5 separate regions of the Mus musculus genome follow, and all the other regions are linked to region 1. The links are chromatin loops, found by intact Hi-C in ENCODE. Cell type or tissue: heart. All regions are shown on one strand.

Region 1 (5,000 bases):
AGCTCCAGCCCCGCCCTGGCCTTTCTTGGCATTCTTCCTCTTCACTCGGCCTGGACGGCCGCCGCCATAAGGAGAACGGAGGGAGAAGTCGATGTGCTTCTGAGAGTCCAGGCGAACAATGAAGGATGGGATGTTCACCACCTGCTTGCGGACCCTGGACAGGAAGAACAGAATAAGGGGACAAAGTGAGGCTGAACCATTTGGTCCTGCCCTTTGACTCAAGCAGGCTCACAGGCACTCCTGACCTCAGACTCAGTAACTTGGAAGGAAAACAAGAGTGCCCATACTAATGCTTTGATTTGCTTCCTGTCCACATTGTAATGCCATGTGGTCTCAAACCACCTCAGACAAGAGTACATCTCTGCCCATAAACGAAAGCTGGTGAGAAAGAAATCTGAGACTTCACTCTGTATAGCTGTCATGATTGGTGCTCATTTACAGAAGGGTTAACGAGCATGCAATTTCATTTACCCCAGTCACTTCAGACAGGTGCATTCTCAACTGGCAAATTAACAAGTAGAAATATAGCAATGAAGGCCTAGATTGTACCTCCACAGACAGCTTTGTCACCTCAACATTGACTCCAATCTCCCTCCAGGGGGGGTGGCACCAAGAGCTGTTACCTGTCCAGCTGCTTGAGTGCCTGGCAGACACCTTCACAAGGTGTACGGCTTGAGCCGCAGTGACCCTTGCGCTGGGCTATGGGGAAACAAGGCTGTCCCCAGTCCCCCATAAGCTGTTTGCAGGGCACGATTCTGAACCCTCAAGGGTAAGCTCACATCTGTCAGCTCCAAAGGCTGCACAGGAGATAGAATGGCAACTTAGCTAACGAAACCAACGGCACAAGTAGGGAAATAAAGATTTACAGGCCCAGCTGCAACTCACCTAATGTGACGTTGGCGGATGAGCACACGGGCATGGTGAATAGATTTGGCCAGGCCCAGCTTAAAGACCTGGGTCTGCAGCCGCCTCTCCAAGAAATCCTCAATCTTCAGGCCCAGGATGTAATCCAGCTTCATCTTGCCCTCGTCCAGCACCCCAATGCGAACAAGCCGCCGCAGGAGAGCATTGCCTGTGACAGGGGGAGCAGCAGCCAATGAGGCCCGACCTCAGACTTCCCCAGTCTCTGAGTAGAGGACTACAGCTTTCACTCATTTTTGTAGGGAGCTCTGGTGCCTGATAACTTTTCTTCCCAGAGCCCTAGGCTTGAGACCCTGACATGGCCACTGTGCCACCCTTTCACCAACAGGCATCACGCAGGCTTACAGTTTTTCATCCAGCCTTTAAGCCTAAGATTAAGAGCTCTAATGCTCAACTTTAAAAACAATTTTCATTTTCACAACATGAAAAGCTAGGGCTAACAGTTCAAAGGCAATCTGAGCTACACAGTACCATCAGGCCAACAATATATACACAAACAGCACACATTTATTCCTCAGACTACTCTCCCAGGAGTTAAATGAACTGTGTATGTAGGCCCAGTCACCTATAAGAAACCCTAAGTATGGAATATAAATATGTTAAAATATAGGCTCAACCTGGATTAACATTGTATAAACGCTACCCAGATGCAAATGCAAAAATACGTCCCCCGGATGGAAAAATAATCATTACTCCTCTTACACCACATGAAACTAAATAAAACATCCAGTATTAAGACAGAAAAAGCATTAGTGCAACTCCCATTGTCTTTGGCCTCCATTTGTCCAATGCAGACAGAACTAGATTCTAGAAACTCAAAAAGAATCCTTGTGGTGTGATTGGGGGGCGGGTGGGGGGGTGTCGCAGAGAGGAAACTGGGAAGAGAAATAACATTTGAAATGTAAATAAAATAACCAATAAGAATCCTTGTGACACATACCCAGCACTTCTGAATTTCTGGCAGTTTATGGCAAGACTGACTTACATTTGAGTTCCAGGCCAATCTACACCAAGACCCTGTCTCAATCCCCACTAGCCCAACTTGTTCAGTCACATCTCCCACGCCCTAAAACACTCAGCAACCACCACTCCTTCGAAAATAGGCTCATACACACCTTCAAACAGACGCCGGGGATCCTTCTCGTCTAGCGTCAACAGCTCCCGGGCCGCCTTACGGATCTTGGCCAGGGTAAACTTGACCCTCCAAACCTCACGTTTGTTCCGGAGTCCATACTCTCCTGCACGTGGTTGGGAGGAGACCGCGGGGCAAGAGCCATGGGTTACTACATGTGCATGGCGACTAGAGAACACAAAACTAAACTGCAATCCTCTGGCGCCACACAGGATGCTCCAGAACGAGCACGTGGGAGACAGACATCATGGCTACCTAACTCTTCCCGGATCCGCAATTCGAAATTCTACTTTGGCCACTCACCAATCAACTTTAGCTCCTGGTCGAGACGCGACTTCTCGAAGGGTCTCCGTGGGGTCACATAGGTTTTGCGACAAACCCAGCTTCTGGCGACCGGCATGTTGACCTCGCTAGGCCGGCTGCGCCTGCGCAGTAAAGTGTCGTTTTAAAAAATAATCTTGTGGCGCATGTGCAGCAAAACCCCGCTAGGGACACGGCGACACCAACTCGGCTCTCAGAGAAATCCGCCTTAGAAAACTTGAAAATGGGATTGTTCCACAACCGTGTTGTAACTTCCAGCCACCTTCGCCCCACCCTCTTACTCAGCATGTTCATGAAGATTCGAATGGCTCCGTTACCTTACACCATCAACCCCTAAAAGGCGAACTCAACAATCAGAACACTCACCTACGAACTCAGGCCCGAGACAAAGAGAGACAAGGCGGTTGGACCGAGGTCTTATAGTAACGTCGCCTTGTAGTGACGTCATCACGCACCGCTCGCGACTACGCCAATCAGAAGCAGGAAAGCCATAGAGACGAGCAGGCCGGCTAGAGCGGCGCTTCGCTGGGCCGACTTGCCAGTGAGGTGGTTAGGCGATTAAAGGGCTATGGTGACATTTGGTTAATCCAAGAATTAACGAGGCTGCCCCTTCCAGGGCTAAAGCATTGATTGAGTAACCACAGTTGTCACTTTTTGTTTCAACAAAAACTCTTGGTAAAAACTTACAGGGAATTAAGGGCAGCAGCCAAGGTTCCCCACCACTGTCTCAATCTCATGGCAGTGCCCTTGCCCTTAAAAGTACTCGGGTTTGTTTGGAGAGATGGCTCAGCGGTTAAGAGCACTGATTGCTCCTCCAAAGGTCCTGAAAATCCCAGCAACCCCATGGTGGGTCACAACCATCTGTAATGAGATCTGACCACCTACAGTGTATTTAGATATAATAGATAAATAAATCTTCTTTTAAAAGTGCTAAGATTTTAGGTGTGAGCCACAAAATACAATAATAAAAAATACAAACATTATGAAAATAGTATAAATATGTCGTGCTGGGCTTATTTTAATATTGAAATACACATCTTGTGCTGGTTTGTCTTGACAGCTTGACACAAACCTAGACATGTGGAAAGAGGAACTCATTTAAGAAAGTGCCTCCATCATCTTGGCCTATAGGCAAGTCTCTCCTAATCTATTTATTGTTTTGATGCAGGGTTTCCTATCAAATGACTATGAATTCCAGATCCTTCTGTCTATACCTCCCAAATGCTGGAATTACAATCCGCTTTCATGCAACTGATATGTTTGTTTGTTGAGACAGGGTCTTTCCTCTTATTCCTGGCTGTCCTGGAGCTTCCTATTCAAACTCACAGAGTTCTGCCTGGCTCTGTCTCCCAAGTACTGGGATTAAAGACATGCACTACCACAGCCAGCTTTGTGTATATCTGATATTTTATAACTATTTTTTATTTAAGGGAAATGGGGTCTATGAGTCCTGGCTATCCTGGAACTATGAACTATGTAGCCAGGCTGGCCTCAAACTCATAGACATGTCCTTGCCTCTGTCCTTGAATAGTAGGAGGATAGGCCTGTACCACTAGGCCTAGCTCAGATATTTTTTATTTTAAACAGTGTGATTGGTAAGAATTTACACTTGCGCGGGGCAGTCTTTAATCCCAGCACTTGGGAGGCAGAGGCAGGTGGATTTCTGAGTTCAGGGCTACCCTGGTCTACAGAGTGAGTTCCAGGGCTATACAGAGAAACCCTGTCTTGGAAAAAAAAAAAAATTTGCACTTGCATTTGTATACTCAAAAGGCATCTTGTTCATTTAGTCTGGGAGGACAGATTGGTAGACAAGGAGACAGATTAGCTTACTTTCTGGGTCAAACATTTGCTTTCTAAATTTTTTTTTTGTTGTTTTTTGTTTGTTTGTTTGTTTGTTTTTTCCGAGACAGGGTTTCTCTGTATAGGCCTGGCTGTCCTGGAACTCACTCTGTAGACCAGGCTGGCCTCGAACTCAGAAATCCGCCTGCCTCTGCCTCCAGAGTGCTGGGATTAAAGGCGTGCACCACCACGCCCGGCTGCTTTTTAATTTTTAAAAATGATTTATTTAATGTGTACAAGTATTTTTCCTGCCTATATCCACACAAATACTCCATGTGTGTACCTAGGACCTTCAAAGGTCATAAGGGGTTAGATACCCAAAGACTGGAGTTGTGAGCCCTGTTTGTGCTGTGAACAAAACTCAGGTACTGGGGCTGGCAAGATGGCTCAGTGGTTAAGAGCACTGACTCTTCCTGAGTTCAAATCACAGCAACCACATGGTGGCTCACAACCACTAGTAATGAGATCTGGCACAGTCTTCTGGTTCGTCTGAAGACAGCTACCGTGTAGTAATAAATCTTTGGCCTGGAGCAAGCAGAGTTGACCAGAGCAAGCAGAGGTCCTAAAAATTCAATTCCAAACAACCACATGAAGGCTCACAACCATCTGTTCAGCTACAGTGTACCCATATACATAAAATGATTTTTAAAAAAAAATCAAAAAAACAAACAAACAAAAACAAAACCCTCAGGTCCTATGCAAGAACACCGAGCCACCTCTCCAGCCCATATTTGTTGATTTGAGACAGGCCCTGCTGGCCTGTAACTTGCCATGTAGACCAGGCTAG
Region 2 (5,000 bases), 74 kb after region 1:
TCCCATCACTCACTCAGCTCATTTTCTATCTCCACAGTCAGGTTGTTGGCATCCACAATGACTCGGTACTCAGGAGCTGCCTCCACTGGTCCCATCACTACAAAGAAGAAGGGATATGGATGGGGGAGGAACGAAGCTGGGGACTGAGGTGGAGGCTGGATGGAATCAGAAAGGAGGGGCTGAGGGGGCTACATAAGGGCTGAAGAATTCACTGAGGCTTATATTCCTCTCCAGGAGCCTTACTCCTGCTTCTCATCTTTCTCCTGCAGTCTATCCTCTGGGTCAATCTGGTCTTGACCTCATCTTGCTCCAAAATTAAACCTTCCTATAGCTTCCCAAAGCCTTGAGGCTAGCGAGCAAGATCCTCAGACTGGCACTCAAGGTCTCCCATACAGATGGAGGTCCACGTTCCCCACACCTGCAACCTTGGTGCACACAGCACAGGAGTCCCTTCAGTGAGATCCGGTGACTCGTTGGCTCTACAGCATTATCCTTTCTGCTTTTCTGCTCCATCCTCCCAGCCGCCACCGGGCACTCAAGGCTATTTCACTCCTCCTGCCTTCACAGGTACTGCTCCATCTCCCTGGGACATTCCTTAAGTCTGTTTCTAGAAACCACACTTTATGCATAGACAATTAAATTGGTATTGAGTAATGTGGCCTCACATGTCCCTTTAGGTCATTAAAACTCTGAGGGCATTAAACAACCCCCCACCTCCACCCCAGAAGGGTGACAGTCTGCATGAATTGGGCCACCTCTGCTAGACAGGCTTTGTGTCCACTTCCCCCACTAGTTAAGACACCTGACATGAGCAGACCTGATTCATCAAACTTGACATCAGGCAGTCACGTTCTGTGACTTTCTTTGGCTTTACGGAACAAGAAGTTTCTCTGCCTGCCACTTGGAATCCCTGTAGAAGCTGGCTGGGAGACTCCCATCACTCAGTGAATTAACAGCCCTTGTTCCTTCCCCAGGGTTAGCACAAGTACTCAAATTCCAACAGGGGGCACTTCTTCCCTGACCCAATGCAGGGTTAGTCAGTCCCTTCTGTAGGGACTACAGAGTGGGCATGGTTGCTTCTGCCTCACACTCAGGAGGCTGAAAAAGGATGGTTGCTGAGAGTTCAAGGCCACTATAGGCTACCTAGTAACTTCTAGGCCAGTCTGAACTTCAGAGTGAAACCTTGTCTCCATATTTAAAAATATACGTACATACATGTGTACACACCCTGTCTGTGGATGTGGAAAAGGTCCTATAGTTCAGAGAACCCAGAGACAAGTCTTCTCACAATTAGAAAACACATCAGTTTTATAGTACAATATGCATGTTTATTTTTCTTTCTTCCTTTTTTTTAAACATAGGTGTTGTCTCACTTTCTTCTAAAAAAAATGTATGTATGCGTTTTGCCTGATGTGCATAATATATATATAATGCCCATGGAGAGCAGAAGATGTCAGATCACCAAGAACTGGAGTTACAGATAGTTATGACCCATGTGGATGCTAAGAACTAAACCCAAGACCTCTGGAAGAGCAGCAGATACTCTTAACTATCTCTCCAACTCCATGAATGTACCTATTTCTGAGACAGGGTTTTACCCAGGCTGACTCTGACCAGACTGGACTTGAACTCATTCATGTACCTGCTGCCTCAGTCTCCTAAGTGGTGAGATATAAACACATATCATGTCTGGGTACAATGCAGTATGTTTTCAGAGGGTCAGTAACTGGATTTAAAAAAAAAAAGAAGAATGAATGCTCTGAGGAAAGCTGAGGAGGGAGACACTTGGTGATAAAACCATAAGGAGCAAGAGAGTCGGGGAGTCAGAATGGGCAGAGGAAAGTGAGGGTGGGAGGCACCTTCCGACACGTTGGCTTGCTTGCTGATATACTCCTCAATCTTCATCATGATCTCAGCAAACTGATGAGGAAGGAGAGCACAGTCAGAAACTAGGCCTCTCAGAAAGAACTGCTCTCCGGCCACTCCTCCCTAGGAACGCTGACTTAAAGGGTGCCACCTCACCATCTTGCTGTCCCATAGCTTGGCAATGCTCTTGACTGAATCTCCAGAAAGATCCAGCTGGGTCTCCTCCTGTACATCCTCAATTGCTGGCTCCTCCTCCTCTTCTCCATAGCTTCCTCCTTCCTCTTCTTCTGCTGCCTCCTCGAGGTCAGCCAAGAGCTCATCAGCCAGAGACATCCCAAGGCCTATGGGAAAGGGAGAATGGGGTTCCCTAATACTGCATCTTGACCCTGTCCACTCATATCACCAGAAGGAGCACCTTCTCCCGGATCCCCTTAAGTTTCTTCTTCATCAGCTCCTGTAGCCGCACGCAGGCTCCACAGCTTGCTTAGTTCACGGAGGTTGTCTCCTGTTCCTACCCACACAGAACACAGCACATCCCTCCAGGTACCACCTGACCTGGCAACTTTTCCCCACACCTCTGGGTCTTTGAGCAACTATTCATCTTTGCCTAACCCGGCTCTTTGCTCCCTCACCCTGCCTTCAGTTCTTTCATTCCACCCGTCTGGCCCACGTGCCATATTTCAGCCTAAAGTTATGCTGTGATCCACTCACGTCTTGAATATTAGTTCTAAGGCGCTCCATACGTTTAATATTATTATTTATACTATGATTTAAGTCGCCCGCTACACTTTCTCCTCCAGTAGCTTGGCTTCCGGCCATCCCTTCTTCTCCATCACACTCACCGCTTCGATCCTCTCACAATCGTTTCCAAGAAATCTGCTTCCCCAGAGCTTCGGCTCTCTTTGATGACGTTTACTTGCCGCCGATAAATCTGTGTTTTGATTGGCCGTTTACGACATTTCCGGCAGCGTTTGGACAACAACTTTATTAGCAGCCGCCTCGCGGGACGGCGACCGGGAGTGCTGGGTTCTAGGGCTAGGGGAAGTCGTACGTCGCCGTGGATTGAGCCTGCTAAACAGAGATTCGCTTTGGCTAGTCGACACTGCGACAAGACAGGAGTAAAGAAGGTGACAACGTGGACGATCGGTGCAGGCGCTAGAGGATAAACCGAAGGCTTCAAGCCGCAATTTGGAGTCGGGTGCAAACGAAGGCAGAGTAGGAAACTTTAATTCCCAGTTTTCCTGTGTCGCAAGGCCTGATGGGAGAGGTAGTTTTGCGCAAGACTCCACCTCTCTGAGGCTTGAGGTGTCTCTTGACCAGAGAAATGGAGTTGGAACAGAGAGAGGGGTGAGTAGCTGAGCTTTGTGTAAACGGGGACTCCAAAAACAGCAACGATCGGCTGTAGTGCTCTCAGGGACGATGGGGAAGTTCGTGCAGTTGCTTTCTTTTCGAATCTCTGTGGGAGAACCGGAGGCAGTACTGGAGCATCGTAGGGGAGATTTGGAATTTGCTGTTCTTATGGATCTGAGAGCAAGGAGATTGGAGTGTGGGCTCCAAAGTCTGAGGGAGGAGGCTAGGGTCTGATTCCTCATTGTTAGGGACGAGGACTGGGGCCTGGATCCCTGGCAGTGACCAAGAAGGGCTAGGGTCTGGGCTTCTTGGTAGGAGGGAGGAGGGCTAGAGTCTGGGCTGCTGGGTGTGATGGAGGAGAGGGCTAGGATCTGGGCTCCAGGCTGGGGCCTGGACCTAAGTCCCCCTGGGAGGGACTTGGAGAGCCAGAATATAGGCTCCTAAAACTTCTTGGCCCTACAGGACCATGGCAGCCGTGGGCTTTGAAGAGTTCTCAGCGCCACCAGGCTCAGAGCTGGCTCTGCCTCCCCTGTTTGGTGGCCACATCCTAGAAAGTGAGCTAGAGACAGAAGTGGAATTTGTGTCCGGTGGTCTGGGTGATTCAGGACTCCGGGAGCGAGATGAAGAGGAAGAGGCAGCCCGGGGTCGAAGGCGTCGCCAGCGGGAACTAAATCGTAGAAAGTACCAGGCACTAGGTCGGCGCTGCCGGGAGATCGAGCAGGTAGGTAAGTGTGGATTCCCATTTGGGGGTCCTCTCGCCAGAACTGCCGCCTCGCTGCCGATGCCAACACCACCCCCTCCTCATACCGCCTCCTCCTCCTCCTCATGTCCTTCTTTTTCCCTTTCCTTTTGTACTTGAACAAGTGAACAGATCCATGTGGGTCTAAGTCTGTGCCAGGCACCCTAAGTAGTCTCTTCCAGAATATTTATATTCATTACTTTTCTTGTTGTGACCTGGGAAAAGCAACTTGGGGAAAGGCTTACATTGACTTGGAGTTTAAGGATCTGTGGCGGCAGAGAAGACACAGTGTCAGGGGCATGAGACAGTTGGTGATGTTGCATCCATAGGCAGGAAGCAGAGAGATGGAGAGATGACTACTGGCACTCAGCTTGACTTTCCCTTTTTATTCAGTTTATTCCAGCCCATGATATGGTGCTGCCCACATTTAGAGTAGATCTTCCTACCTCAATTAACCCACATGCCAAAGACATGCATAGGGTCTTGTCTCTTAGGTGATTTTTAGATCTTGTCAAGTTGAAAAATCAGTAATAACCATCACAGCATCAGATACTCTGCCTCTGGTATGTCACAGGTGACTCTCAGATTTCATTCACAGCCTCTCACCTAAGGCACCTCCAGGCTTGCCTACTCTGCCTCTTGAACCTCACTTGGGTCCTTCTTTTCTCAGATTAACTCATCGCGTGAGTCTTTAGTTCACCTCCTTAGTAAGAAGGAGGAAGGAGCTATGGGCAGAATGTAAGTAGGTCTTAGTAAGTCAGGAACACCAGAGAAGAAGTTTGGAATTTGCGCTTTGGATGAATGGGAGCTGGCAAGGGGTTTGAAACTAGTGCACAGACAGGAGGTGGAGGGGGGTGATAGGAGGGCTGGGGTGGAGGGCAGTGTCTCAGTTTCTCCTTTTCATGAGGACAAAGTTCAGGTTGGGCTCTGCACCAGTGACTTCTGTTGAGCCATGGCTGCTTCTGGCATTACTGTGTTTGCATGATGCTCACTTTTTGAAGTATTGGGTTAGGATTCCAACAAATCTTTGTTGGGTGTGGGTGAC
Region 3 (5,000 bases), 450 kb before region 1:
CTGACAAATTCAGAAGAGGATGCTCACAGCCATCCAGTGGACTGAGCACAGGGTCCCCAATGGAGGAGCTAGAGAAAGGACCCAAGGAGCTGAAGGGATTTGCAGCCCCATAGGAAGAATAAAAATATGAACTAACCAGTACCCCCAGAGCTCCCAGGGACTAAACCACCAACCAAATAGTACACAAGGAGGGACTCAAGGCTTCAGCTGTATATGAGCAGAGGATGGCCTTGTCTGTCATCAGTGAGAGGAGAGGCCCTTGGCCTTGTGAAGGCTGCATGCATGCCCCAGTGTAGGGAAGCAGGAGTTGGGTGGGTTAGTGAGCAGGAGGAGGGGGAATGGGATAGGGAATTTTTTGGTGGGGAAATGAGGAAAGGGGATAAAAATTGAATTGCAAATAAAGAAAATATCTAATTAAAAAATAAAGAAATTAGTGTTAGGGGATGAAGTGGATTGGGAGAGGGTGATAAAGAGTGAAAAAACAACCACAAAGTAGCAAAGATCAGGTACAGTTATGGGCGTGTTAAACTAAGTATGTCACTGAGTTCAGCAGGAGGGACCTTGAGAACCTCCCAGTCTGCTTCCTCATTTGTTAACTGGGAATAATAGTTCTTCCATAGCCCTGTTTTATGAGAGCATTCTGTGGCTGACTATGTAGGATAGGGATACAGAGTTGGGGCTCCCGGATGAGGCAGCTCTGATATGCCTATGTCCCCACAGATGCCGGTAATGAAGCAGCTGGGCCCTGCACAACCCAAGAAGCGGCTGGATCGCGGAGCACTCTCGATCTCAGCACCCCTCGGAGACTTCAGGCACACATTGCACGTGGGACGCGGTGGCGACGCCTTCGGGGACACCTCATTCCTGAGTCGCCACGGGGGCGGTCCGCCTCCCGAGCCTGGAGCCCCACCGGTTGTGGCCCCACATTCTGTCGCTCCACCTGCAGCCCCACAGCCCCCTGTGGCTGTGCCTTCACCTGCGGACCCGCTGCTGTCTTTCCACCTGGACCTGGGCCCCTCTATGCTGGACGCGGTGTTAGGCGTCATGGACGCGGAGCGCAGCGAGACAACAGCCACCAAGCCCGATGGGGATGCCCACCCTAGAGTGCAGCACCCCAAGACCCGCTGCTGCTCAAATGCTGACCTCCAGCTGGACGACGTCATCGGTCTGTAGTGTCATAATTCCCTCAACCCCTCCCTCCCAGCACTCCACTTTTGTACACATAAATGGCTGAGGTTTGTGCCATGGACTGTCTATTCACTTTACGCGGGAAAGGGTACAGAAGCAGTAGGGTGGTGCCACTTCTAGTTGGGGTGCCACCAACTAGAAGTCAAGTTGTCAGTGATGCTCCTTTAAGAGTTTGAATACGTATTCATGTAATGCCCCTCCCCAAAGGCGGAGTCTCTACCACAGTCCTATTCATCCCTCAAACCTTGACCGATCCTCACTACCACCTGGATAAAGTCCAACACCCGTGACAGCTGCTATCTGGCATAAAGAGTCACAGTCGCCTGGCCATCCACTTCCCTCCAGGTGCACTCTGACTGGGCGGCGCTTCCCTGCAAAGGGAAGCGGTTGGCGAGCCTTTGGAGCCACGAGGGTGTGGTTCCCGTGGGAAGGGCTTCAGGTCCCACCAACTGTGTGTCGCCCTGCGGGAGGCTGTTGCGTTACAAATCTGGGCACAAAGTTCAGCCTGAGACGTCCAGATATTTTAACATCTAGAGGTGCAGGACTGCCCGAACCTATATCGGGAGGGGGGTGAAGCAAAATTCTCAAAGGTTTTCAGAGGGGAGGAACAATTAGAATTAGTCTCTGGGTTTGTTTTGGGACGGGGCTATCTTAGGTCCCTAGAGGGATAAGACCAATTTAAATTAACCGAACCAGAGGTAGAGTAAGGGTTTTTATAGTTTCCAAAAGGGTGGGTCGTATATTTCAAACGTTAGGCTGGTGACAGGAGTAAAACCCGACCTCTACAAGGAGGCACAGGAGAAACCATTTCACCATGGTTGAGTCCAGGATAAGACCAATGAGGGGCGGAGCATGTGTAAAACAATCAGGTGGAGTGAGGCCAAGGTAAAGGGGTGAGGCTCCCAGGAAAGACATTTATAAATAACTTGACAGAGGCAGAACCAGGAGTCACTTTATTCGTTATGAGGTGTGGCATGTAAGATAATCAATTGCATGGGAGCTGGCTACAAACTTTAAAGACGGTTGGGGGCGGGGCCAAGACCGCTGAGTCCCACTCCTCTCCTCCCAACGAAGCTGCGGTGTTCAGGTAAATCAGTTGCTGCCCTGCCAGGCTCCCTAGAGGTCTCGAGAGGCTGAGCAGATGCAAAGTATCTGGAGGCGGCCGGAGGGGTTGTCTAAGCCCTACCCCCACCCAGGCTGCGGAGTATATGTAAATCGGATGCGGAGAAGCCTTTCTTGGGGCCCTGACAGCGGTGGGGCACTTGTCAAGTATTTGCTAAACTGTCTCGCTAAAGTCCCCAAAGGGAGAAGTTGTATGGAATAAGACGTGACTCCCTGGATGTCCAGAGAGAAGCTTGACGCACACATAAATTGGCTGGTTGGGCGGGGCCAGGCTCTTTAAGACTCCCTGAGGGGCTGGACATATGTAAATCATTTCAGGCGGGGCAAGAGGGGGTTCCCAGTGGCTTACAAACCCGGTACGCGTAAATAAACTGGACTTGAAATTAGAGCTCCAGAGCCCGTGTTACATTCTGACGCCCTGCCTGGTCCTTTGGCCTCCTTCCACCTGAGGCGGGAGGGGTTCCTGGCGTCACAGTTGGAGATCAACGCTGCAGACAGAGACCGCTTAGTGCGTGAAGGCCCATGGAGGCCTCGGCCGATTCCTCTGAGGCCCCCGCGGTCTGCCGCTTCTTCCTAGAGGGCCGCTGTCGCTTCGGTGCGCGCTGCCGTCAGCCACATCCCGGGGCCCCGGCGCCGTCCCCGGTGGTTACGCAACCGGAGGCTGGGTCCAAGAAGCCGGCTCTGCGTACTGCTGCTGACGTCATCCGACGCATCCGCTGGGACCCGCGCCTGGACCCTGCTGACTTTTCGGTGGGCTACACCGACCGCTTCCTGGGAGTGCAGGAAGAGCCATTCTGCGCCTTCTGCTGGGACGAGCCGCTGGCAGCGCTCGGACCTGGCGTGTTGGCAGTGCCGCAGCACCGCATACGCTACTTCCGCTTCCGCGGCCGCCTGGTATGGGACCGTGCCTCCCGTACTGACCTCATTTTTGGATCGGGCTCTGTGGCTGGTCGGGGACCCACTATCCTTGATGCGCTGGACGGCGGGGACGAGCATTGGACAGAGGTCACGGCAGAAATTCCCGACACAGAGAAAACAGGGGTGGGTTTAGAGGGTCTGGATACCCAGGATGCCCTTGCAGAGGCGGGTGGAAACCCGACCGGAACAGGTCTTGATTCGGGCCTGGAGACACACGAAGAGGGTGGGGCAATCAAAGAGACCAGAACTGGGCTTGATTCCAGCCTGGAGACACCTGAAGTGGATGGGCCAACCAAAGAGACCGGGCTGAATGGGACCACTGAGTTAGAAATGCCAGACCCAAGCATGAACTTCTCAGGAGTGAAGATCAGCTCAGTAGAGGAGCCCAGAGCTACATTGCTTCCACAGTGGCAGGCGCAGGGCATGGAAACGAAAGGGCTTTCTGCTGAAGAGATGGGAAATGTGTGGGATCCAGGTGTTTGGCCTGACGACAGAAGGGCCCCTCGCCAGCCCCGGCCCACACATTTTGTGGCACTGATGGTGACAGAGTCTGGGCTTAGGGCTGAGGTGGTCAAGGCCCAAGAGCATCTGGTCCGGATTGCCCCTTCTTGTGCTGAGTTCCTGGTACCAGCACAGGCCCTGCACTTGACAGTGGTCTTGCTAAGGCTGACAGGCCCTGGGGAGGAGGCTGCAGCAGCTAGAGCTCTTCGGAGAGCCATCTTGAAACCAGGGCTTCAGGCACCCTCCCAGCTACAGTTCAGGGACTTGGTTCTTCTGGGCCATCATGTGCTCTGTGCCACACCCTCCCCCACACTGACAGGTATGGCCCAAACACTGAATCAGAGGCTAGAGGCCGAAGGGCTTAGAGTGGTGCTGCTGCCAGAACTACAACCGCACCTCACCCTGGCTAAGGTACCACATGGAACCCAGGTCTGCCTCCCTAAGCCTGAGTACACCCTGAACCAGGAGCTAGGAAGGCAGCCCCTAAGTAAACTCTGGCTTTGCCGCATGGGTAGAGCAGGGCATAGCTATCTTCCCTTGGTAGAAATTTCCCTGAAATGACCGAGGTTTCATATTTCGGATAAAACAGGCCAAGCAGAAACAGGTTCTCGCTCTCTCTCTTTAATTTTGGTTTCAAGCTTCCAAAATGTACTGTACTCAATGCTCAAGGAGAATGAAGGAAGGGAGGGGAGAGGGAGGGAGGGAGGCAGGGAGGCATCTGGGAAAAAGCAGCCTGACAGTCCAGCTGTTTGCAACCTCATAGCACATCCTCCAGTTACATGGCAGAAGGGGGAGGGGTAAAAAGAAAAGGGGAGAAGGAAGAAAAGTAACTTAAATAAACACACACACAGAGAAAAGAGAAGGAAACATGACGTGAGTTGGTGATCCATGAAGGCAGAGGGGAGGAAAGAAGGGAGGGTAACCATTTTACCTGTGTTGAACCAGGGAGTGGGAAGGGAAGAGGCAGGAGGGAAAGAAAAAAAAAAAATCAGAAGAAACATTGGGGCAGAGGGAGGAAGGGACACGGAGACAACTTAATACAACTTGAGTAAGACGAGGCAGCCCGGCCGGCATGGTCCCGCGAAGGCCTTGGAGTCCTCAGTGCGGTGTGGCGCTGGTCTGGTTGTGTCGGTGGTGCTGGCTGGAGTTTCTGGGGTGAGGAGCTGAAGGTGGGGCATAGTCTTTAAGTGGCTTCCCTCACCCCAAACACTGAGGCCCCAACGGCTGGGCAGCAAGAGTCTATGAAGAGGCAGCCGAGGCAATGGGTGTGG
Region 4 (5,000 bases), 400 kb after region 1:
TTCCCGATCTTCGCTAATCTGTGTTCACCTTTGCTAGTTAAATTCAGCTAGTTAAATTCCCTAGTTAAATTCCCGATGTCCGTCACTCCCTGCTTCTGTATTTCTCCTTTCCTGTCGCTAGAAGGCGCTTTCTCTGAGTAGTTGCCTTTCCCTTCTGTCCTTTTCTCTGACCCATTCAGGGTTTTTCCTTTTGGCCCTGTGATCCTCTTTATCTCTGCGGTCCCCCCCCTGTTCCATGTGACTCTGGCTCTAGTGGTCTCTCCTTCTTTCCCTGTGACTGTCTCTGGGGGGATATTGACCCTTTTCGGTGTCTCCTTGGGACTGTCTTCGGGGGAATCTCGACTCTCCTCTTTGTCGTCTCTCCCTCCTTTGCCTCCCCGAGACTCCGTCTCTGGGATTCTCCCCACTCTGTCTATGGCTTTCCAGCCCTGGAGGTCTCTCCTTTATCCACGTCTCCCTGTAACTCTCCATCTCTGAGGGCCTGTCCCCTCCGTATCTCCCTATGACTATAGCAGAGTGTATTTCTTGACTCTGGATCTCCCTATGCTCTGTCTTGGGTGTCTCTCGTGTTTCCCTGTGACTCTCCACCTGAGTGGTTCTCCCAACTCAGTGTCACCCTGGGATTTCCTATGCACACGCCCAGGTCTCTCCTCCCCTGAGTTCTTCCCCAGGTCACGCCCCACGATGCGCCTTTCTTGAGGTTCCAGTCTTCCTACGGATCCATTCTGGCAGGAAGCCGTTCTAGGGAATCCTGGCCCGCCAGAGGCTGTCGAGCTCAGTGCACTCTGGGACTTATAGTTGGGGCCCTCGTGTACGCTATTCTTGGGACGCAAAGGAAAACTACTCCCGGCGTGCAATGCCGGCGGCTGCGGTGGCGCGGGTGTCGGTTCAGCAACACGTCGTTTTTGCGGTTTTGCTGAGGTCGCAGTGGAGTCGGAATTCCAGAAGGTGCAGGGGAGGTGAAGGAATTAGAGTCAGTCCTCAAGCACCCTTCTGAACACAGAGTTCTCTGACCAACCTGCAAGCCTATTTATTGATGTCTGTGGTTTTCTGGGGCAACGGGTGAAGGGCACTGGGGGTACAGCTTCTTCCTCTGTTGCTTTCCCGAGTTAAAGCAGCAGATCACTGGACGCTACAGTTCTATTTTGTTGTTGTTGTTGTTGTTTAAATAAGGGCTTGAACACTTTTAATCCCAGGCAGAAGCAGGAGGACCTCTGTGAGTTTGATGCCAGCCTGATCTACATAGCAAGTTCCAGACCAGCCAGAGCTACACGGTATCTGTCTGATAAATAAATAAATAAATAAATAAATAAATAAGTAAGTAAGTAAGTAAATCTTTGTGTATTTCCTGTCTGGCTTCAAACTTGCTAGGTAATCAAAGATAACCAACATCTGAGCTTCCTGCCTTTACCTCCCAAGAACTGGGTTTATAGGCATCTATCATCACCCGTGGGGTAGGGAAGTGTTCAGATACTGGAGATTGCCCCTGGGACCTTGTGTTTGCTCGGCAAGCACTCTACCAACTGATCCACACAACCCTCTAGCTATTCTTTCTGGTGTCTTCCAGAAGGTATTCTTGAACCAGGACGGGAAGGAGTGGATGCGATGGCCTCTTGAGAAGAGGAATTGGTGTAGATACGTCTTGGTAAGCACTGAAGAAATAAAGACTTCTCACCCCAAAGTGTGTGTCCTCACTGGCTCTTCTCCCATGTACTTCCTGTTAGGTCTCAAACCTGGGGCAAATGGTTAACTGAGGTGCCTATTTAACATATCAAAGCAGAGCTCTCCCAGCATCCCTCAGTCACGACCAGTTACAGAATACGGCTGGTATATCTCAACCCCCTACCTTAAACTCCTTCAGTTCAGGAGCTGGGCTGCCTGCCCTTCCACCAGTTGCTCTCCCCTCTATATCCCAGCCATTTTGGTTACCAGGCCCTTTTTGTCCTGGCCTCTTGGTCTCCTAGCTTCCCCGCTCTCCTTACATGGCCCACCTCAGAGTCACTTTGGACTCTCCTAGATGTCCCTGCCTCTGGCTATGCCTCCCTTTTATCAACAATAAACCTTCTCCTCCTCCACTATACCTAAGAGCAGTCCTTTCCTTTTATTTACTTTTCATTCACTTCCAAACTTATTCCAAATGTTTTCCAAGTTACCTTTGTGTGGGCACAGGTGCAAAAAGAGATTGTATGATCCTGAAATTTCTTTATGTGTGTGATCATGGAGGCCAAAGGATATCAGGGTTTTTTGTTTGTTTGTTTTTTTCGAGGCAGGGTTTCTCTGTGTAGCCCTGGCTGTCCTGGAACTCACTACCAGGCTAGCCTTAAAGTCAGAAATTCGGCTGCCTCTGCCTCCCAAGTGCTGGAATTAAAGGCATGTGCCACCACACCCAGCCTGGTGTCAGTGGTTTTAATCTGAGCTATCTCTCCTGATTGTAGCTGTGAGCTCAGCTCCTGAAGGGGGCGCTATGAACTGGACGCAAGCATTTTTTTTTTTTTTAATTGCAAAATCACCTCTCAGCACTGGGACATTGTATTTCTGAATTGCCCAAGTGGTATTTTCTTCCTGAATCTGTGTGTATTGCTAGGGACAGGCCTGCCAGGGCCTTTGTACATGCTAAGCAAGTACTTTCCCTCTAAGCTACTTGCCAAACCATAGTGCCTTGTGTTTCTCAAGGGACTTTCTGTGGGAGAAATTGCATTCTTGTCTTTCCTAGTCAACGTTCCTAGTTTCTTTTTAAGATTATAAAATGTATGTTCCTGTGAGTGTAGTCGTGGAGGCCAGAAAATGGCACCATCTGTCATTTCCTTCACTGCGTATTTGTCTAAGGCAGGAAGCCAGCAAGCCCAGTGACTCTCTGTGCCCCCACCTTTACCATGGGGGGTGTTGCATGCATTTGAGGGGATGTTCAGCTTGTTTCTTGGGTCTGGGACCTGAACCCTGGTTCTCACGGTGCCAAAGCAAGTGCTTTCAACAACCCCTGAGCGCCCAAGGCTCCCACACCCCCATTTTGAAGAATTAAGAAGACTATCCGGCTATGGTATATAGCTCGGATGGTAAAGTGCTTGCCCAGCATGGGCCAGTCTCTGGGCTCAGTCCCCAAAACTGCATAAACGGGGTGTGGTGGCTTTTACTTGTAATCCCAGCACTGGAGGAGGTAGGACTTGGCTACATATTGAGTTTGAGGCCAGCCTTGTCTACATGAGACCAGCTTAAAGGGGTGGGGATTCGGGGAGGCTGGAGAGATAGTTCAGTGGTTCTCCTCTACAGGACCTGGGTTCAATTCCCTGTACCCACATGGCAGCTCACAACTGTCTGTAACTCCCGTTCCAGGGGACCCAATACCCTCACAGACATGCATGCTGGCAAATCAACAATGTACATAAAATTAAAATAAATACATAACTTTGGGGGGGGGGAGACCCAGGCTCTGCCACTGTTTTCTGATGAGGCCAAGGTTGTCTTAGTCCTACGCCCCTTCTGTCATCAAACTGAAGAATCTGAGTCTCACCTCTCTCTTGGAGTCCTTCATTCCTCCCCACCCACCCGGAGAGAAAGAAAGCATGAGTCTTCCTGTTATCATTATATTGAGGGTTTTTTTTGTTTTTGTTTTTTAAAAAAAGAACATTATGGATGTGAGGGGTGGGAAAGGGTGACTGACAGCAGGAGCTACAGGAACCCAAAGCTCCAGAAAATTAAAATATATATATATATATTTATACATTTATTTATCCATATATACCTAGTAATGTCAAAGAAGCAGAAAGCAGCAGCAAGAAGCAAGCAGCACATGAGAGGACCCGGGTTCATGTACAGCACACACAAGCCATTCCAATCCTGTTACTCCCAAACCTACCCTGTAGCCCAAGAAAAGATGTCTAAGGACCTTCTCTCTTTAACGGGGCTACACAACGAGGGTATGGTGGTATATCTGTACTCTCAGCACCCAGAAGGTGGAGCCAGAAAGACAAGGGTTCAATGGAAGCCTCACCTACACAATTATGTTTGAGACCAGAATGGGCCACATTAAGAAAATCTCTAAAGCTATTAAAAAAAAAAAAAGGGCTTTTTAGTTGATTGCTTTGTTTGTGTTCAGAAAAGGAAAAGATGAGCTTAATGATCTTAATGCCTTTAAGGCCGGCAAAGGCTCCTTCTCTTCTCATTCCTGCTAAAGCAGACCTTGTTATTTTTAACACTGAGATAAGCGAGCAGCCATTACTGACGCTCAGAAATACTTCAGAGTTGTCTTAAGACCATATGGGTGGCCTGGCAGTGATGGCACACACCCTTAAGCCCAGCACCAGGGAGGCATAAGCAGGCAGATATCTTGAGTTAGAGGGCAGCCTCGTCTACAGAGCAAATTCAGGACAGCCAAGGCTACACAGAGAAACCCTGGGGGTGGGGGGAGGGACAGAGACACAGAGAGAGATACCATGTGGATATTTTTGTTGGGTTTGTTTAAATAGCACAGAGAATCGTTTAGGAAAAGGTGCCCATCCATTGCTTCATCTAGGGTATCTATCCTCTAGGTGGTGGGCTTTCAGTAAGCCTGGTAAAAAAAATCTAGAGCCAATTTGGTGCAACGTTGAGTGACAAGTAGAGGCAGAGACTGCATAATGCTGACTTCTGGCCACCGGGAATTGCTGACCTCCAGGATTTTGTTTGCTTTGTTTTGAATTTAAAGGAGAGGTACATTATATGGCCTGCTTCCCAATCCCCTTAACACACACACACACACACACACACACACACACACACACACACACACACACAGACTAAGGCACAGCTAAGGCAGGCAGGCAGGCAGGCATGCTTTGGCAATGAGGCCCCTAAAGAGACCCTTGGAGTAAAGAACTGCAAAAGAGTGTGGGTAACTGTAAAGGAGTGTGGGATGTGTGGGGCCAGCACCTTTGAGGGGTGAGGGAAAGAAAGCAAGATTTCTTAGGGCTCCCAAGAAAATAAGCAGGTGATAAAACCCACAGGAAAGACTATAGAGATAGAAA
Region 5 (5,000 bases), 780 kb before region 1:
CAGGATAGAGATGGGAGGCTGAGCCAAGTAGGGAGACGTTGCTGAGAGTGGACAGGCACCAGAGATGGGACCAAGAAGGAAGCAAGGACCAAGAGACACAAAGATCAGTATCCAGAAGCAGAGTGGTTGCCCCAGGATCCCACCTCACGTGTGATGCTACCCAGCACTCCTCCTCCTCCCCAGCAGGGATGCAGGAATGTGCCAAGAGTCCCACTGGCCTCTGCCAGGTGGGCCTGTAGATAGGTCCATGTGCAATAGGGAGGGATGTCTTCTATTTTTGCTGCCTCCTCCCTACCCATTGTCTGGGGAGGGGGAGAAGGTATTTTTGAGACAAAGCACAGGCACCATAAATAAAGTGACATTGCCACTCAGTGACTTTGTCTCCTGATTGTGGGCTCAGGCTGACTGAGCCCATTTGGATAGGGTACAGTTGAGGGTAGGGGGTTGGAGTATGTTCACAGGTCTGGGAGGGCACCTTGCTAAAGTGAGCAGCTGGAGCAAAGGGTCCCAGACGATGTGGGAGGGATTAGAAGGAAGCCCTTGGTGCTGTGATATGGGGCTGGGGCACCCAGATTTGCCCTCAGTTCCTCTGAAAGGAGTGGAGTAGGTGTCTGATATTGAAAATGTGGGATGGATCACATAGAAAACTCCGGAAGTGTAGCTTCTCTGGGGAAGGAATAAGTGATGGCAAGTTCCTCCAGTCCTCCATGGCCTCATGGATTGGAACAGCAGGAGCCAGTCTTGAGATGCACTGCACCTCCATCCCATAGTCAGGAGCCGCTGCCTACACTAGCAGCTGGGCTCAGATCTGCCTACAGGGGTACCAGGAGTGAACAGCTCAGGCCAGGAGCCAGGGCTCTGCAGGAGAGGTAGCCAGTATATGGGTTTCAGCTGTGGTGCTGTGGAAAAAGAAGGGGAGAGGGCAGTGGGTGTGGATGGGTGTATGTTGTCTGGAGTGGTCTGTGTATATGTGGCATGCATTTTATGTATGGTGCATGGCATGGCTGACGTGGGGTATGGGTTTCATGTGATGTAGGTGTATGTTGGGTGTGTATCTGGTGTGTGTATGGTGTTTATGATAGTCTGGTACTACAAGGTAGCAGAGTGAGCCATATGTCTGAAGGAAGCACATTTTCCATGATGAGAACCATGAGTGCAAAAGTCATAGAGTAGCCTGGCAAGCTAAGGTCTAGGAAGGAACTTGGACCTGAGTAGCAGAGGACAGTGCAGAGGTGCTGGCTTTGTGCAGGGATGTGGCCCTGCTAATGCTAAGGACTTGAGCTCTGAGGTGGGAGGTCTGGCCACCAGACTGCCATCAGACTTGAGTTGTAACAGGTCCCCCTGGCTGTACATCGATAGAGATTGGAGGAGTGGCGGGACAGGGTGATCAACGAAGCATGAAGTCAGGATAATCAGATAGAAGTGATCAGATTCCAGACCAGAGAGACCTACAGGCATCTGATGTTCCAACAAGTCAGCTGGTCCCTGCCTGCATTTCAGCCTGCAGCCTGGGAGCTCACTAAAACAGTTTGGGCAAACTGCTCGTGTTTTTAGTTTCTCTTAGAAAAAAGGCTACAGGGTATTTGCCAGGAATCCCAGCGTTCAAGGAAACTAAAACGGGAGAAATGAGACTTTGAGGCTATATCCAGACTATCTCCAACAAAACCAACCACCCAACCCTGACATAAGGTATGACAGGCAGTGATTAGGTTCTGAAGGGTCTGTTCCTGGCAGTGCAAACAGCGTGAATCAATGTCCAGAGTCCTGAAAAGTGAGGAAGGGTGGCCCTGAACCTGGAGCAGTCATGTGCATCAACTCTCATGCTGGAGTTAGGTTTTATCCCACATGTCAGGAGAAGCCAAGGGACATGCTTGAGGGGTAGACAGGGACAAGGGACATCCGCAGTGGTTTAAATGCTCTAGAAGGTTGTGCGAACAGTGAAGCTGTCAGCCCAAAGGCTGGCTTTTCTAGGTTGCATTTGAGGTGTGCCACCTGCTGGCTTAGGTAAGAACTGAACTGCTTCAGGAGCAGAGGCAGACTGCAGTGATGGGACTCTCGGAAGTGTCTTAAGGATGCAAAGAGAAGCGCCACAGCAGGAAAAGAAAGACCTTAGGGATACCTAGTCTGAATGAGAAAACCAGCCCTTATTAGCCACCTAAATAAACCGGACAACTTGCAGGGCTTGGCAGGGAGAAAGTTCTCGAGGGGACTGGAAGACCCAAGAGCCTATAGCATGCCCAGGAAAAATCCAGATCTCCATAGCTGGATCCTGGGTGGCTGGCTGGCGCAGGCATCTATGGCATGCAGGTGAGCTGAGCCAGAATGATGGAGGCTGTTCCAACCAGCAGAAGCAGTAAGTGCGAAATGCTTCTGATTGAAGGGGTTGGCCCAAAATGGAGGGTGGGAGGAGACGCCCTCAGCGTTTGAAAGAAAAATCCCAGGCCTCATGCTAGGTAACTGGACCAAGAAGAGCGAGGAGCCAGGAATGGGTTTTGAACCAGAGATTGTAGGTAGTGCTAGAGTGAGGATAGACTGGTGCTTAAGAGGAAGCCTGGGTTGGAATCTCCAGGCTTTCATGGAGAGAATATATGGGGTGTCTCCCAGATTTCTGCCTCCTTGGTAGCTGGCAAGAGGGGGACAGCAGGTGGACTTAGCCTATAAGGAGGCTGTTTATAGCGCATCACAACGCACAGGGCCACCATTGCGCCTCTTGAACGTGCCTCTCTGGTAGTGTCTATGCTCTGTCCCTTTCCCCATTCCCATCAGTCCCTCTGGAAGAGTTCCCGTCAGTACTGTCAGTGCAGTCTGCCCGCCAGGATAGCGGAGAACCCAGGCTGGGAGATCCTTTATGGCATCTACTGCCACTGGCGATGGGTGAGTGGGTGGGGGGAAGTCTGGCGACTGTTGTCCTACGGGGCGCTGGGAACCCCATCGTCTCATCACTTTTTGTGATCGAGCCGGGATCAAATGACTTCTGTTTTGGTCTCGCCTTCCACTTTTTTCTTTTGCTTCTCCATCACGGCCTCCAGCTCTGATACTTTTTCTCTGTCCTTGAGGGTGGGGTAGAAATCAAGACCTTAGTATGTGAGTCCTGGGCGCCCCACCCCTCGCCTCGTCAGGGCCTGGGCGATTCTCTCACCTCCAGCAGCGCGCGCTGCACAGTGACTTGGCTGTACACTCGCGCCCCTTCCTCGGGGCACACCGCCCGCAACTCTTCCTTTTGCAGCGAGAAGAGCTGTGCGCCGGTCAGCACACCGAGCGCCTCCACAGTCCTAAGAAGGCAGCAGGGGCCATCACAGCTCAAGCCCCTTCAGCTTCACCAATCACATCGCACCCACCTAGCTGCTTGTCCAATCAGAGCTCTCAAGCAAGGAAGTTGGGACGGAGAGGCTCAGGCTCCGGAGGTGTCAGATTTCAGAAAAGGAATGCTCTTCCCTGTGGTCTCCAATCAGAGCCTGTCTTTGGGCGTAGCAAATTGCCCTACAGTTTTCCCCGCTCCCACCCCCAGACCAACTAAAACCTTGACTTCCAGGTCTGTTATCTGTCTCTGCAAAGTAGCAGCGGGACCCCACTCACCCGGAGCTAAAGCCCTTGGTCTGCAGCCAGGCACGGACCACCGAGGCCTCAGAGCGCGGGCTGAGCTGGGGCTCTTGGGCTCGGGGCCCCGGGGTTACCCGGCTGGGACCCGAACGGCCCTGCGCCAGGCGCGACTGCAGCTCCTCATTGACACAAAGCATCTGGGAGAATTTCTCTGCAGGAGGGAAACCGGGAAGGGAGGGAGTGCGCACTCTAGGTGCTGGGGCCAGGGATTCGGGAGCCTCTAGCTTGCCCAGAGTGGAGCCTGAAAAGTGAAGACAAAGATCACTTCCCAGAGTGACTCTCCACTACTCACCCTTCTCGCTGGGATCCAAACTGTTTAGACTGTCGCAACTGTCCCACTGGGGCCGCACCTGAGTTGGGGCTGGAGCTGGGGCAGGTGGGGGAGGAGGTGTGCTAGTCTCCTAGAAGGGAATGAAGAGGGGGCGGGGCGGGGAGGGAGACCGAAAGAGATAAGGCTTCCAGCCCCCTTTTCAATAAACTGAACATTCCACTTTCCAAGAAGTACCCTTCACACCTGATTTTCTTCGTTCTCATCCCCAGGACCTAAAATCTGGCCCCCACTTTTCCCTGGAGAAGCAAGAATATACTGACTTACTAGGTGTCTTGCGGGGCTTTGGCTGCGGTGCACCTGAGGTCCAGGGTGGGGTGTCAGGATATTATAGGGTACATAGCCCTCTTGTCCCTGATGGTCCCGAACCTTCCACCATTTGCGCCTGTCATCCAGGACCTAGGGTGGGGAATAAGCAGAAAATTCGTGCCCTGGTTCTATGTGTAGTCTGTGCAGAACCGGCCAATTTCAGGGTCTCAGGCCCCCACACCCACACCGCTAACCTCCAACACATCTCGGTGCTTGACAGATAGCTCGCTGCCATTTCGGGCCTGGAAGTCATAATTACACAGAACCCATTTTCTGGCTTTCTCTTCTAGCTGGGACTCAGTTTCCAGTTCTGGATCTTGCTGACTAGGGAGAATGAAACGGGTAAGGAGGTAGCCGGCCTCAATGGTCTGGATTATAAATTGCTCATTAGATTATATATATATATATATATATATATATATATAAATTGCTCATTAGATTATATATATTATATATATAGGATTATAAATTGCTCATTAGTTAGAGCCAAGCAGGAGCCAGAGCAGGGTCTCGGGTTAATATGTTAATACAGACTTGACATTGGAGTCACAGCTTGAATATAGTTGACTCATTTCCTTGCCTGGCATCATGCAGTAAACATGATGTACTATAATTACTGTTTAATTCTTTATGGGGTGGTGGGGATGGAACCCAGGGTCTTGTGAATGCTAAAGAAGTACTTTACTTCTGAGCCCCAGTTCTCATTTGCATTTTTTTGTTCTTAATTTTATTTGTGTGCATTTTGCCTGCACTTATCACTTAT

Evidence for each region. Peaks named below come from ENCODE experiments on the same cell type or tissue, not always from the same donor. Only the 100,000 strongest peaks of a DNase experiment are listed, where the experiment ranks them.
Region 2: it touches region 1 in a loop (1.9-fold over the local background); 12 of 42 quality-filtered maps call a loop at or near these places.
Region 3: a loop joins it to region 1, with 3 times the contacts of the local background. A loop is called at or near these places in 12 of 42 quality-filtered maps.
Region 4: it touches region 1 in a loop (4-fold over the local background); 3 of 42 quality-filtered maps call a loop at or near these places.
Region 5: a loop joins it to region 1, with 3 times the contacts of the local background. A loop is called at or near these places in 3 of 42 quality-filtered maps.

The regions. Positions count from the first base shown.
Region 1 is chr7:3,701,805-3,706,804 of GRCm38, reverse strand. Rps9 (ribosomal protein S9) reads right to left here and starts at 2,764. Exons shown (of 5, transcript NM_029767.2): 1 at 2,741-2,764; 2 at 2,357-2,478; 3 at 2,037-2,159; 4 at 886-1,072; 5 at 1-154. The coding sequence starts at 2,453. In heart, a CTCF peak has its summit at 2,548; DNase peaks (open chromatin) are centred at 64, 1,084 and 2,814; H3K4me3 peaks cover 3,423 bases; H3K27ac peaks cover 2,360 bases.
Region 2 is chr7:3,627,765-3,632,764 of GRCm38, reverse strand. Tfpt (TCF3 (E2A) fusion partner) reads left to right here and starts at 2,836. Exons shown (of 6, transcript NM_001290381.1): 1 at 2,836-3,213; 2 at 3,679-3,937. The coding sequence starts at 3,191. It overlaps Prpf31 (pre-mRNA processing factor 31), which reads right to left and starts at 2,780. Exons shown (of 14, transcript NM_027328.4): 1 at 2,709-2,780; 2 at 2,023-2,207; 3 at 1,860-1,920; 4 at 14-97. The coding sequence starts at 2,199. Gm15927 (a long non-coding RNA gene) reads left to right here. Exons shown (of 6, transcript XR_003946711.1): 5 at 270-567; 6 at 1,362-1,694. In heart, no CTCF peak of the experiment used is centred here; DNase peaks (open chromatin) are centred at 2,844 and 3,534; H3K4me3 peaks cover 2,536 bases; H3K27ac peaks cover 1,850 bases.
Region 3 is chr7:4,147,508-4,152,507 of GRCm38, reverse strand. It overlaps Leng8 (leukocyte receptor cluster (LRC) member 8), which reads right to left. Exons shown (of 16, transcript NM_001374609.1): 16 at 4,335-5,000. It overlaps Leng9 (leukocyte receptor cluster (LRC) member 9), which reads left to right and starts at 2,636. Exons shown (of 1, transcript NM_175529.3): 1 at 2,636-4,325. The coding sequence starts at 2,833. The coding sequence ends at 4,290. It overlaps Cdc42ep5 (CDC42 effector protein (Rho GTPase binding) 5), which reads left to right. Exons shown (of 3, transcript NM_021454.4): 3 at 721-1,248. The coding sequence starts at 721. The coding sequence ends at 1,173. In heart, no CTCF peak of the experiment used is centred here; DNase peaks (open chromatin) are centred at 1,527, 2,247, 2,667, 3,077 and 3 weaker places; H3K4me3 peaks cover 3,431 bases; H3K27ac peaks cover 1,479 bases; H3K27me3 peaks cover 1,501 bases.
Region 4 is chr7:3,297,923-3,302,922 of GRCm38, reverse strand. It overlaps Myadm (myeloid-associated differentiation marker), which reads right to left. Exons shown (of 3, transcript NM_016969.2): 3 at 3,574-5,000. Among named protein-coding and RNA genes, the nearest start is that of Prkcg, 3.1 kb to the left of the region's middle. In heart, CTCF peaks have their summits at 111 and 2,451 (motif pointing right); DNase peaks (open chromatin) are centred at 272 and 742; H3K4me3 peaks cover 2,386 bases; H3K27ac peaks cover 1,740 bases.
Region 5 is chr7:4,476,891-4,481,890 of GRCm38, reverse strand. It overlaps Eps8l1 (EPS8-like 1), which reads right to left. Exons shown (of 20, transcript NM_001374622.1): 15 at 4,432-4,561; 16 at 4,196-4,327; 17 at 3,893-4,001; 18 at 3,577-3,751; 19 at 3,140-3,272; 20 at 1,410-3,050. The coding sequence ends at 2,964. It overlaps Ppp1r12c (protein phosphatase 1, regulatory subunit 12C), which reads left to right. Exons shown (of 22, transcript NM_029834.3): 22 at 1-370. Among named protein-coding and RNA genes, the nearest start is that of D630041G03Rik, 8.5 kb to the right of the region's middle. In heart, a CTCF peak has its summit at 1,995 (motif pointing left); a DNase peak (open chromatin) is centred at 3,340; H3K4me3 peaks cover 2,365 bases; H3K27ac peaks cover 1,987 bases.